Linked DNA regions of Homo sapiens: region 1 is linked to region 2. Evidence: chromatin contacts called from ENCODE Hi-C or POLR2A ChIA-PET data. All regions are on one chromosome and are shown on one strand. The core of a region is the stretch at or near the end of the contact, and the rest is flanking DNA. Distances in the headings are between cores, read along the strand shown.

Region 1 (5,897 bases), core at 664-3,163, 490 kb before region 2:
TTCCTGTCTTTAACTCCCAGCTGATGAGATTTCCTTTAGTTTGCCACGTTGGTAGTGACCTCACCATCATGAGGAGCAATCAAGGCAAGCCAGATTCCCACCAGGAAGAGGGTCCACAATAGGCATCCTCCCTGGCTCATGGGGTTGGGGGAGTGAGCAAATTCCTGCTTGCTCTGGGCCTCAGAGGCTGGTGGCAGGAGGAAATGTCACTCAGTGAGCCCTTACTTGCTCCTCCTGGGCTGACCTGGCTTGTCTGGATTCCTGAACTCTGGCCTGGAACAGAGAAGCACCAAGGCCCCCTTTTGGTTCTCCCACACCCAGAGCACCTGCCAGGAAATGCCACACCCTAGGGGTGAGAGTGAGGGAGGGTGTCCAGGCTGGACTGAGCAAACACCCAACTGCTCACCTAGGCCATATGGGGGCCCAGCTGCCTGACCTGGGGGCCACACCTCTTCCTCCTGACACCAGCCCTGCCTGGTGTCACCTTGAGAACAGGCCAGTGGGAGGAAGTGATGGCCCCCAGGGCTGGCCCCAGACCTAGACGGCCAGGTGGCTTCCCATGGGCCCTGAATCCCAGATCTGGACTGCAGGAGTCCCCCGCCCAAGTTGAGGGGCGACCTCAGTTTCCTCTTGAGAAGTGTCCATTTAAAAAAATCAGAGCTGGGCATAGTGGCTCATGCCTGAAATCCCAGCACTTTCAGATGCCAAGGCAGGAGGATTGCTTGGGCCCAGGAGTTTGAGACCAGCCTGGACAACATAGTGAGACCCCGTCTCCACACACAAAAAAATTTTAAAATTAGCTGCCTGTGGTGTGCACCTGTAGTCCCAGCTACTCGGGAGGCTGAGGTGGGAGGATCACTTGAGCCCAGGAGGTTGAGGCTGCAGTGAATACAGTGCATGGAGCCACTGTACTCCAGCCTGGGTGACAAAGTGAGTCCCCCACCTCTACAAATAAAACAAACAAACAAAAAGTTTAAATCTGACCCAGAGGAAAAGATGGTCGGGATTCTTGGAACAGGAGTGAATCTGAACAGTGGCTACAGACATAATTAATATAATTATGATGACAGCTGACTGTCCCTGGGCACCCACTGAGTGGCCACAGCTCCTATCCACTCAACTCATCCTCGCCAAGGTCCCATGCCATGAGACCCCCCCTTAACACACAGGGAAACTGAGGCTCAGAGACCTAACGCCAGTCACGCAAGGGCCCCCAGTGGCCAGCAGTACACCTCATCACAAAAATTTCCTTTGACTAAACGCTTCGGGCATCCTCATCCCAGCTGGTTCATTGTTCCACCTCACGGAGGGGAAACTGAGGCCGGTTCAGCAATGTGTCCATGCCACGCAGCCAGGGCCCCTGGAATGCCGCCCAGCCACCTGGCAGGGCCTGCAGCACCGGAACCGCAGGGAGAGACTGGGGGTCACCTGCAGTTCCCAAACCCAACCGGGGACCCCAGCGCTGGCTTGCCCAGATACTCCCAACCAAGGGGCCAATAATCTCAACAACACAGGTAACAGTAACAGCCAAGTCTGACTAAGCGGCATCCGCCTCGGGGGTCTGATCCCGCCCAATCTGGGAGGGGCGCCGGGGTCCCGGGTCGCCAGCTGTGGGGGAGGCTTCCTCCCCGACCCAGGTCCGAGCTGGCCTTGGGAACGCCGGAGACAATTACGGATGGGTGAGGGCAACCGGGTTCTCGAGACTCGGGGCTCCCGAATGTTCCCACATCTGCAGGGTATGCGCGGTGGAGACCGGCAGGGGCTTCTCCAGAGCCACAACTTCCCCACCCCCAAACCCCCACCACTGGGGTCCGCCAGATCCTCCGGGGGCTGCCGACACTCACCCCCAGACGACAGTCCCGCCTCTGCCCCTCTACCTGCTCCTCTCAGCTCGCGAGCCGAAGAAAGAGTTTTTACCTGAGCCAGAGCTCCCGCCCCTCTCCCGCTTCCTCCCTCCCACCGGGCCTCACGCCTTCCTGCCTCCCTCCGCCTTGGCCGCTTGCCAGTCCCCCTCTTCCCAGCTCGGCTGAGTTTCCTGGTGGCCCAGGCGAAGTTCTCTGCCGGCTCCTCCCTCCCCGGCCATGCCTCTTCCCCTCTCCGGTCCCGGCTGCCACCTCTGCCATCCCGCTCTTGCCACCCTCGCCCCTCTCGGGGCTCACGACCCCACCTTGGGTCTGGCCCGCTGCTAGGGAATGAGCTCCCCGTGGCTGGAGATGAACAAGCAGCGCCTTGCGGGTTCCTGGCACAGAGCCCGGTCAGCGTTGGCCCACGTGTGTTCCGTGAAGAAATGATTGGATAAGCCCATGGCGATAAGGAGGGAGGGAGGCAGGTTAAACCTTGCGGCACCTCTGCTCTCTGCGGGGAGTTCAAAGATTCCTGAAGCTGGGGTCGGCGCAGTGGCTCACTCCTGTACTTCCAGAGGCCGAGGGGGGCGGATCGCTGGAACCCAGGAGTTTGAGACCAGCCTGGGCAACATAGTGAGATTCCATCTCTATATTGAAAATAATTCCAGGACCCGAAAACCTACGATGTGCCCCCAGACATCCAGATGCCACCTGCTGGCATTTGGAAGGGTTCTGGAAGTCAACAATCAGACAGATTTGTAGTCTTTTCTTTTTCTTTTTTTCTTGTTTTGAGAGACAGGATCTCGCTTTGTCACCCAGGCTAGAGTACAGTGGTGTGATCTCCGCTCGCTACAATGTCGACCTCCCCAGTTCAAGCAATCCTCCCACCTCAGCCTCCCGAGTAGCTGGGACTACAGGCACCCGCCAGCATGCCTGGCTAATTTTTGTCATTTTTCTAGATATGGGGTTTTGATATGTTGCCCAGGCTGGTCTTAACTGTGGGCCTCAAGTGACCTTCCTGCCTCAGATCCCCAAGGTGCTGGATTATAGATGTGAGCCACTGCACCTGGCCTCAGATTTGTAGATTTTTAGGGTTGGGTTGGCTAGGATTCGAACCCTGCCCTGTGCTGCCTCTGAATCTCTAGGAGATTCTAGCCTGGACCCAGCGTTGGGAGCTCTGGGGTTGGGGAAGTCCAGGTGTGTGAGCTGGGCTATGGTTTCAGGAAACCCCTCCTTCCTCCTTCATCCCTGTTTCTTCCCGAGGAGGAAGCCGAGGTGTATATGTGGCCTGTCTGTGCCTCAGTTTCCTCACCTGTAAAATGTAAGAAATAGCCCCTGGGTACTCTGGATGGGAGAGGTCTGGGGAGTGAACCCTCAGAGCAAATGCATGATTAAAACTGTATGGAGGGCAATTACCGGAAATGTCATAGTGTCAAATGTGGCACTACTGGCCTCGGTTCTGGATGCACACACTTTCTTACTGTGGTACATCCTTGGACTTTGATTCAGAGTCTATGCTCACCCTGTTGGGTCCCTGGGTTCACCAAGTCATGGCCCCAGGAAGGGATTTGTCGGCCGGGAAGGAGCCGGAACCAAAAGTCCCATCCTGGGCGGGCGGGGTGGCTCAACCCTATAATCTCAGCATTTTGGAAGGCCGAAGTGGGCAGATCATGCCGGTAATCCCAGCACCTTCCAAAGGCCAAAGTGAGGGGATCACCTGAGGTCAGGACTTTGCGATCAGCCTGGCCAACATGAAGAAACCCCGTCTCCACTAAAACATACAAAAATTAGCCAGGCATACTGGCGGGTGCCTGTAATCCCACCTACTCGGGAGGCTGAGGCAGGAGAATCACTCGAACCCAGGAGGTGGAGGTTGCAGTGAGCAGAGATCATGCCACGGCACTCCAGTCTGGGAGATAGAGTGAGACTCCATCTCAAAAAAAAAAAAACAAAAAACAAAAATATTAGCCAGGTGTGGTGGCGGGCGCCTGTAATCCCAGCTACTCAGGAGGCTGAGGCAGGAGAATCACTTGAACCTGGGAGGCAGAGGTTGCAGTGAGCCAAGATCGCACCACTGCACTCCAGCCTGGGCGACAGAGTGAGACTCCATCTCAAAAAAAAAAAAAAAAAAAAGTACCATCCTGTGACAGGGTCCCCGCCCATCCCCTCCTCCACCAGGTACTGGCCCTCCAGAATTCAGGCTGCTGGGAGGATGTGAGCTCTAGCCCCGCCCCACTCACCCAGGGAAACTGAACCCTCCCACCCTTTTCCCATGTGTAAGACATACAGATACCCTGAGCCCCCAGACCTTTTAAACCGGGTGCTTCCGGGGTTCACTGGACGCAATAGAGTGAATTCTGGTGCTGGAGGGCCCGGGTTCAAATCCGGACTAGAATGACCCTATGATCCCGCCATTGCCCTTGTAGGTATCTACCCAAAGGAGTTGAAAACAGGTGTTGAAACAAATGCTTGCATAGGGAAGTTCATAGCAGCATGATTCACAGTGTTCTTTTCAGCTGCTTGGGTGGTGATCACCCACCCAAGTGTCCAGTGGATGAATGGATAAACAACATGTGGTCCATCAGTGGAGTCTTGAGTTTTTTTTTTTTTTGTTTTTTTTTTTTTTTTTGAGACAGAGTCTCGCTCTGTCACCCAGGCTGGAGTGCAGTGGCAGGATCTTGGCTCACTGCAACCTCCACCTCCCAGGTTCAAGCAGCTCTCTTGTCTCAGCCTCCCGAGTAGCTGGGATTATAGGCACCTGCCACCACGCCCGGCTACTTTTTGTATTTTCAGTAGAGACGGGGGTTTCACCATGTTGCCCAGGCTGGTCTTGAACCCCTGACCTCAAGCAATCCACCCGCCTCAGCCTCCCAAAGTGCTGGGGTTACAGGTGTGAGCCACTGTGCCCTGCCTGGAGTCTTTTTCAGCCATCAGAAAGACTGAAGTCCTGGCCAGTAGCTCACGCCTGTAATCCCAGCACTTTGGGAGGCTGAGGCAGGCAGATCACTTGAGGTCAAGAGTTCGAGACCAGCCTGGCCAACATGGCAAAATCCCTCTCTACTAAAAATACAAAAATTAGTTGGGCATGGTGGCGCATGCTTGTAATCCCAGCTACTCGGGGAGCTGAGGCAGGAGAACTGCTCAAATCCAGGAAGCAGAGGTTGCAGTGAGCCCAGATCATGCCACTGCACTCCAGCCTGGATGACAGAGCGAGACTCTGTCTCAAAAAAAAAAAAAAAAGAGAGAGATTGAAGTCCTGATAAGAGATTGAAGTCCTGATCCCTGCTACAACAGGGATGAAATAAAAAACACGATGCTGAGTGAAAGAAGCCAGACACAAAAGGCCACATGTCGTATGATTCCATTTATGTGAAATGCCCAGAACAGGCAAATCCACAGAGACAGGAAGCTAATTAGTGGTTGCCAGGAGCTGTGGGAGGGGAAATGGGGCATGACTGCTGAAGGGGACAGGGTTTCCTTTCGGAGGGGATGAAAATGTGCACAAATTAGATAAAGGGTGTGGTTGCACATATTATGAATATACTGAAACTCACTGAATTGTTCATTTTAAAGTGGTTCATTTTTTGTTTTGTGAATTTCAGCTCAAAAGAAAATCCAATTAGGCCACTTATCAGCTGGGGGTGGCCTCTGACATGTGGCCCAGTTGATGGTGCTGTGCCAATGGATCACTCTGTACCACAGCTGAGGTTTTAAGGCCACCCGGGTGGAAGAGACCAGGGCATGTAAACTGCATAATGGCATCACGCCTGCCCGGGGTTGGCAGGTTTAACGGGTTCCGCGCCCTCTCTCTTGGAATTCACTCTTCTGAGATAGGTCACGTCACACCTGCTCTGGAAGGCTGGGCAGTTAGGAGGCCACACCTGGGAAAAGTGCCTTCTGCGCTTTTTTGTTTGCTTGTGTTTTTTTGTTTTTTTTGTTGTTGTTGTTGTTGTTTGTTTGAGACGGAGTCTTGCTCTGTCATCAAGGCTGGAGTGCAGCGGCGCCATCTGGGCTCACTGAAACCTCTGCCTGCCGGGTTCAAGCAATTCTCCT
Region 2 (4,055 bases), core at 863-3,362:
TCCCTGAAGTCCTACAGCCCTCACAATCCCCCTCCCAGCCCTGACACCTCTGTGTCCAAACTGCCTTCCTGACTTCCAGGGCAAAGAATGGGCACCCAGCACACAGCAATTGCACAGTGAAGTTGCTAAGTGGAAGCTACTAAGTATTATTACTCCAACAGCAACAGAGCAGAGGAGAAACCAGCACTGCATTTTATAGGCGACAAATGCACCTCACAGTGTTAAATTCTTGCTCAAAATCAAACATCCCCAAGGGACAAGTGGAAGATTCAAACTCCTTATGGGCTGGAGTTCAAGACCAGCCTGGTCAACATGGTGAAACTCCCCTCTACTAAAAATACATAAATTAGCTGGGCGTGGTGGCATGCACCTGTAATCCCAGCTACTTGGGAGGCTGAGGCACCAGAATTGCTTGAACCCAGGAGGCAGAGGTTGCAGTAAGCAGGGATCCGACAACTGCACTCCAGCCTGGGTGACAGAGCGAGACCCTGTTTCAAAAACAAACACCCCCCCGCACACACACACAGTTTTCCACCAGTCTTCCCAGACCTATAAAATTTATGACACAGGCTGGGCATGACGGCTCACACCTGTAATCCCAGCACTTTGGGAGGCCGAGGCAGGCAGATCACCTGAGGTCAGGAGTTCGAGACCAGCCTGGCCAACATGGTTGAAACCCCGTCTCTACTAAAAATACAAAAATTAGCCGGGTGTGGTGGTGGGCGCCTATAATCCCAGCTATTCGGGAGGCTGAGGCAGGAGATTGCTTGAACCCAGGAGAGGGAGTTTGCAGTGAGCCGAGATCGTGCCACTGCACTCCAGCCTGGGGGACAGAGCGCAGTGGTTCATGCCTGTAATCCCAGCACTTTGGGAGGCAGAGGAGGGCGGATCACCTGAGGTCGGGAGCTCGAGACCAGCCTGACCAACATGGAGAAACCCCATCTCTACTAAAAATACAAAATTAGCCGGGCGTGGTGGCGCATGCCTGTAATCCCAGCTACTCGGGAGGGTGAGGCAGGAGAATCGCTTGAACCCGCAAGGCGGAGGTTTTAATGAGCCGAGATCCCCCCATTGCACTCCAACCTGGGCAACAAAAGGGAAACTGTCTCAAAAAAAAAAAAGAGTTATGACACATATAAGGCAAGTGGAACTTTGAACATTTATTACACGTTTAATAATATTTCAAAATTATTGATAATTCTTTTGGATGTGATAAGCTTTGTAATTGTCTTTTAATGAGCTCTCATCTTGGAGAGATACATTCTGAAATATTTACAGAAGAAATAATCCGATGCCTGAGATCAGCTTCAAAAGAACTCAGGATGGGGCAGGGACGGGTTGTAGGTAGTCGGTAGTCAGGGTACTGGGTACACGGATGTTCTTTGTACTGTTCTTTGGTCTGTTGCGCAGGTTCGAAATGCTTCCTAATTAAAAAGCCTAAAAAGGGACTTGGCAAGCTCCCATCCAGACTTCAACCCCACAATATGGAGAGCACTCAGGTCCGAGGCGTTCCTGCTCCCCAGCTCCCTGCAAAAATAGCGCCAGGCAAGGTCCGAGGCGAGGGCGATGCTTCCATGAGGGTCCCGCCGACTGCGTCGCGATCCTCAATGGCTCAGCGACTTGCGGCCCTTGAGCATTCGGCGAAGGATGACCTGCACGCCGGCCGGCGTGCTCAGGCGCCGGACCCAGCCGTGCTTGTTCTTGCGTTTGATGTTGCTCGGCTGATACTCATTCCCGCGAGCCTTGCCCCGGGCCTGCTGCGGGGTGGGGAGGCCCCAGGCGTCTGGGAACCCCAGCCAGGCCCGGGGCTGGAGCCACCTGCGTGGGTAGAGGGACGGCGAGAAAGGTCAGACGGGGCGCTGGGTGACCTTGGCGCTCAACCTCTCTGAGCCTCGGCTCCCGGAGACAGAGCCTGGCTGCAAAATGCGCAAGGCACTGGCAGGTCACGCGGGCAGTGAAGAGTGGCGCCAGCCTCCGAAGCCGCCCTTATTCCCTGATTTGGGGAAGGGTCCCCCTGAGGACTTACCTGCCACCCAGCAACGCTGCCGACCTACTCGTGGGGCCCAACAGGGATCCAGCCAAGACAGCCATATCCGCAGTGGGTCCCGCAGTACCGGCTGCGGGCGATTCCGGAGCCCAGAGCCGCTCCAGCCCTGGAACAAAGGATTATGGGAAATGTAGTTTCTCCTAACGTGCAAAAAAGAGGCCGTTGGGGAAAACCCTGAAGTTGTAGTTCTGCGCCTGCGCAACAGAGGCGCGCCAGTCTATATCCGCGGGGCACAGGGATGCTCTGCATACACACCAACAGGTAGCCGGCGAACGGCGCCTTCTGAGCAAGCGCGTGCGCACAAGGCATTATCTCCCGCGGTCAGCTGGCAGCTGAGCTGTAGTTCTCTCTCCTATTGACCGGCAGAGGGTGCCCCGCGGTGGCCGGGCGCAGCTGGTGGCAGCTGCAGGAAGCGGCTGGTTGGTCTTCCCGCCCCCAGCGGGAGCTGGGCAGATGGCACACAGCTGGCTGGCAGCTTGTCCTGGCTGCAGCCAAGTCTCCGCCTCTTGGCAGGAAGCCGAGGAGGCCTGAGTTCAAGCTCGCTGCGTGTCCTTGGGGTGGTCCCTGCGCCACTCTGGGCTTTCTCAATCTGTAAACTCAGGGATTGCAAGCTTGTCTTTGGCAATCTTGCCCCCATTTTGGGCCCTAGAAGAATTCTCCTCTGTTGTTAGAACCAAAAAAAAAAAAAAAAAAAAGGAAGAAAAATTTTCTGATACTCAGATCTGAACCCCTCCCCTACTCACACACTATCCTTGGCTCCCCATTTCCCCAGGTAAAACCTGCTCAGCCCTTCCATCAGGCATGCAAAACCCTCTACACACACCATCTTACATTTCAGCCACACTCTCCTCTCTGCCTGGTGTTCCCCTATCCGCCCTTTAAAAATCCTTTCCTCTCCAAGGGCTGAGTGAGGTGTGGCTCATGCCTGTAATTCCAGCATTTTGGGAGGCTGAGGAGGGAGGATCCCTTGGGGCCAGGAGTTTGAGACCAGCCTGGGGACATGGTAGCAACCACCTATAGTCTCAAGTACTTGAAGGTGAGGTGGGAGGATTCCCTGAACCCAGGAGATCCAGGCTGTAGTGAGCAATGATAGCGCCAATGCACTGCAGCCTGGGCAACGGAGTGAGATCCTTTCTCAAAAAAAAAAGGAGTCGTCTTCTCTCAACCGCTGTCCATTCTTCTGGCCCGACTGCTTTCCCTTGACTCTCCCCCAAGTTCAAGGGCTCCTCAAGGGCCAGGGGCCTGGGGCTGTATCCCTACAAGTGCCAGCTTGGGGTTCATGCAGAGAGGTGTTTGCTAAATGAATAAACTGTATAGTCTCCCAGAAGTGCCCTTAGTGGGCAAGAGTAGGTGTCTGGACGGAATCCAGCTCTGGCAGCAAATTCCAGGGGATGTGAGTGGCCAAGCAGCAAGGAGCATTTAACCCCTCGTCCTCCGAAGCCCATCCTACCTGTAGCATCGTTTAGCAAAACATCACCACTATAATAATGCCCATAATATATGGAGCATTTGTTATATGCACGACACTATGATGAGTGCTTTACCTGCGTAGCAAACTTATGAGAGGATTAATTTCATAGAGAAATAAACGGAGGCTCAGGAAAGTGAAGTAACTTGCCCGAGGTCACACATCAGCAAAGGGCAGAGGCTGGATTTGAGACCTGAGCTCTCCTGAGGGCCTACCATGGCCCCGCCGGTACCACAGAGCTGGGATGCCTGCCTCTTGCTATCAGCCCTTCTCAGAACCATGGCAGCCATGGGTTAAATCGGCTGATTATGAAATTCAAACTCTCTAATTACCCACAGCTCCAAGACTTTCCTTGAAAGCTTTAGAGAAGCCCGTCACGATGGCTCACGCCAGTGATCTCAGCCCTTTGGGAGGCCGTAGACGAGAGGATTGCTTGATGCCCAGAGTTCGAGACCAGTCTGGGCAAGATAGCGAGACCTCGTCCCTACCAAAAGAAAAGGGGGGGGCGTAGGGGGGAGGTTAGCAAATAATGGTTCCCAG

The links. Hi-C counts contacts between places; a loop is a spot of excess contacts on that map. ChIA-PET counts read pairs that join two places held with the same protein, here RNA polymerase II (POLR2A). Pooled maps may share reads with other maps.
Region 1: a pooled map shows a loop between it and region 2 (2.7-fold over the local background). The contact joins the promoter of B3GNT3 here to the promoter of MRPL34 in region 2. A Hi-C loop is called at or near these places in 1 of 50 pooled maps. POLR2A ChIA-PET finds 5 or more read pairs at or near these places in 3 of 52 experiments (GM12878, HCT116 and PC-9).

The regions. Positions count from the first base shown.
Region 1 is chr19:17,791,154-17,797,050 of GRCh38, reverse strand. It overlaps B3GNT3 (UDP-GlcNAc:betaGal beta-1,3-N-acetylglucosaminyltransferase 3), which reads right to left and starts at 1,913. Exons shown (of 3, transcript NM_014256.4): 1 at 1,845-1,913. RefSeq lists enhancers at 1,320-2,017, 2,018-2,715.
Region 2 is chr19:17,303,929-17,307,983 of GRCh38, reverse strand. MRPL34 (mitochondrial ribosomal protein L34) reads right to left here and starts at 2,112. Exons shown (of 2, transcript NM_023937.4): 1 at 2,027-2,112; 2 at 1,141-1,818. The coding sequence starts at 2,091. The coding sequence ends at 1,605. RefSeq lists a silencer at 1,799-1,858 and an enhancer at 2,089-2,168.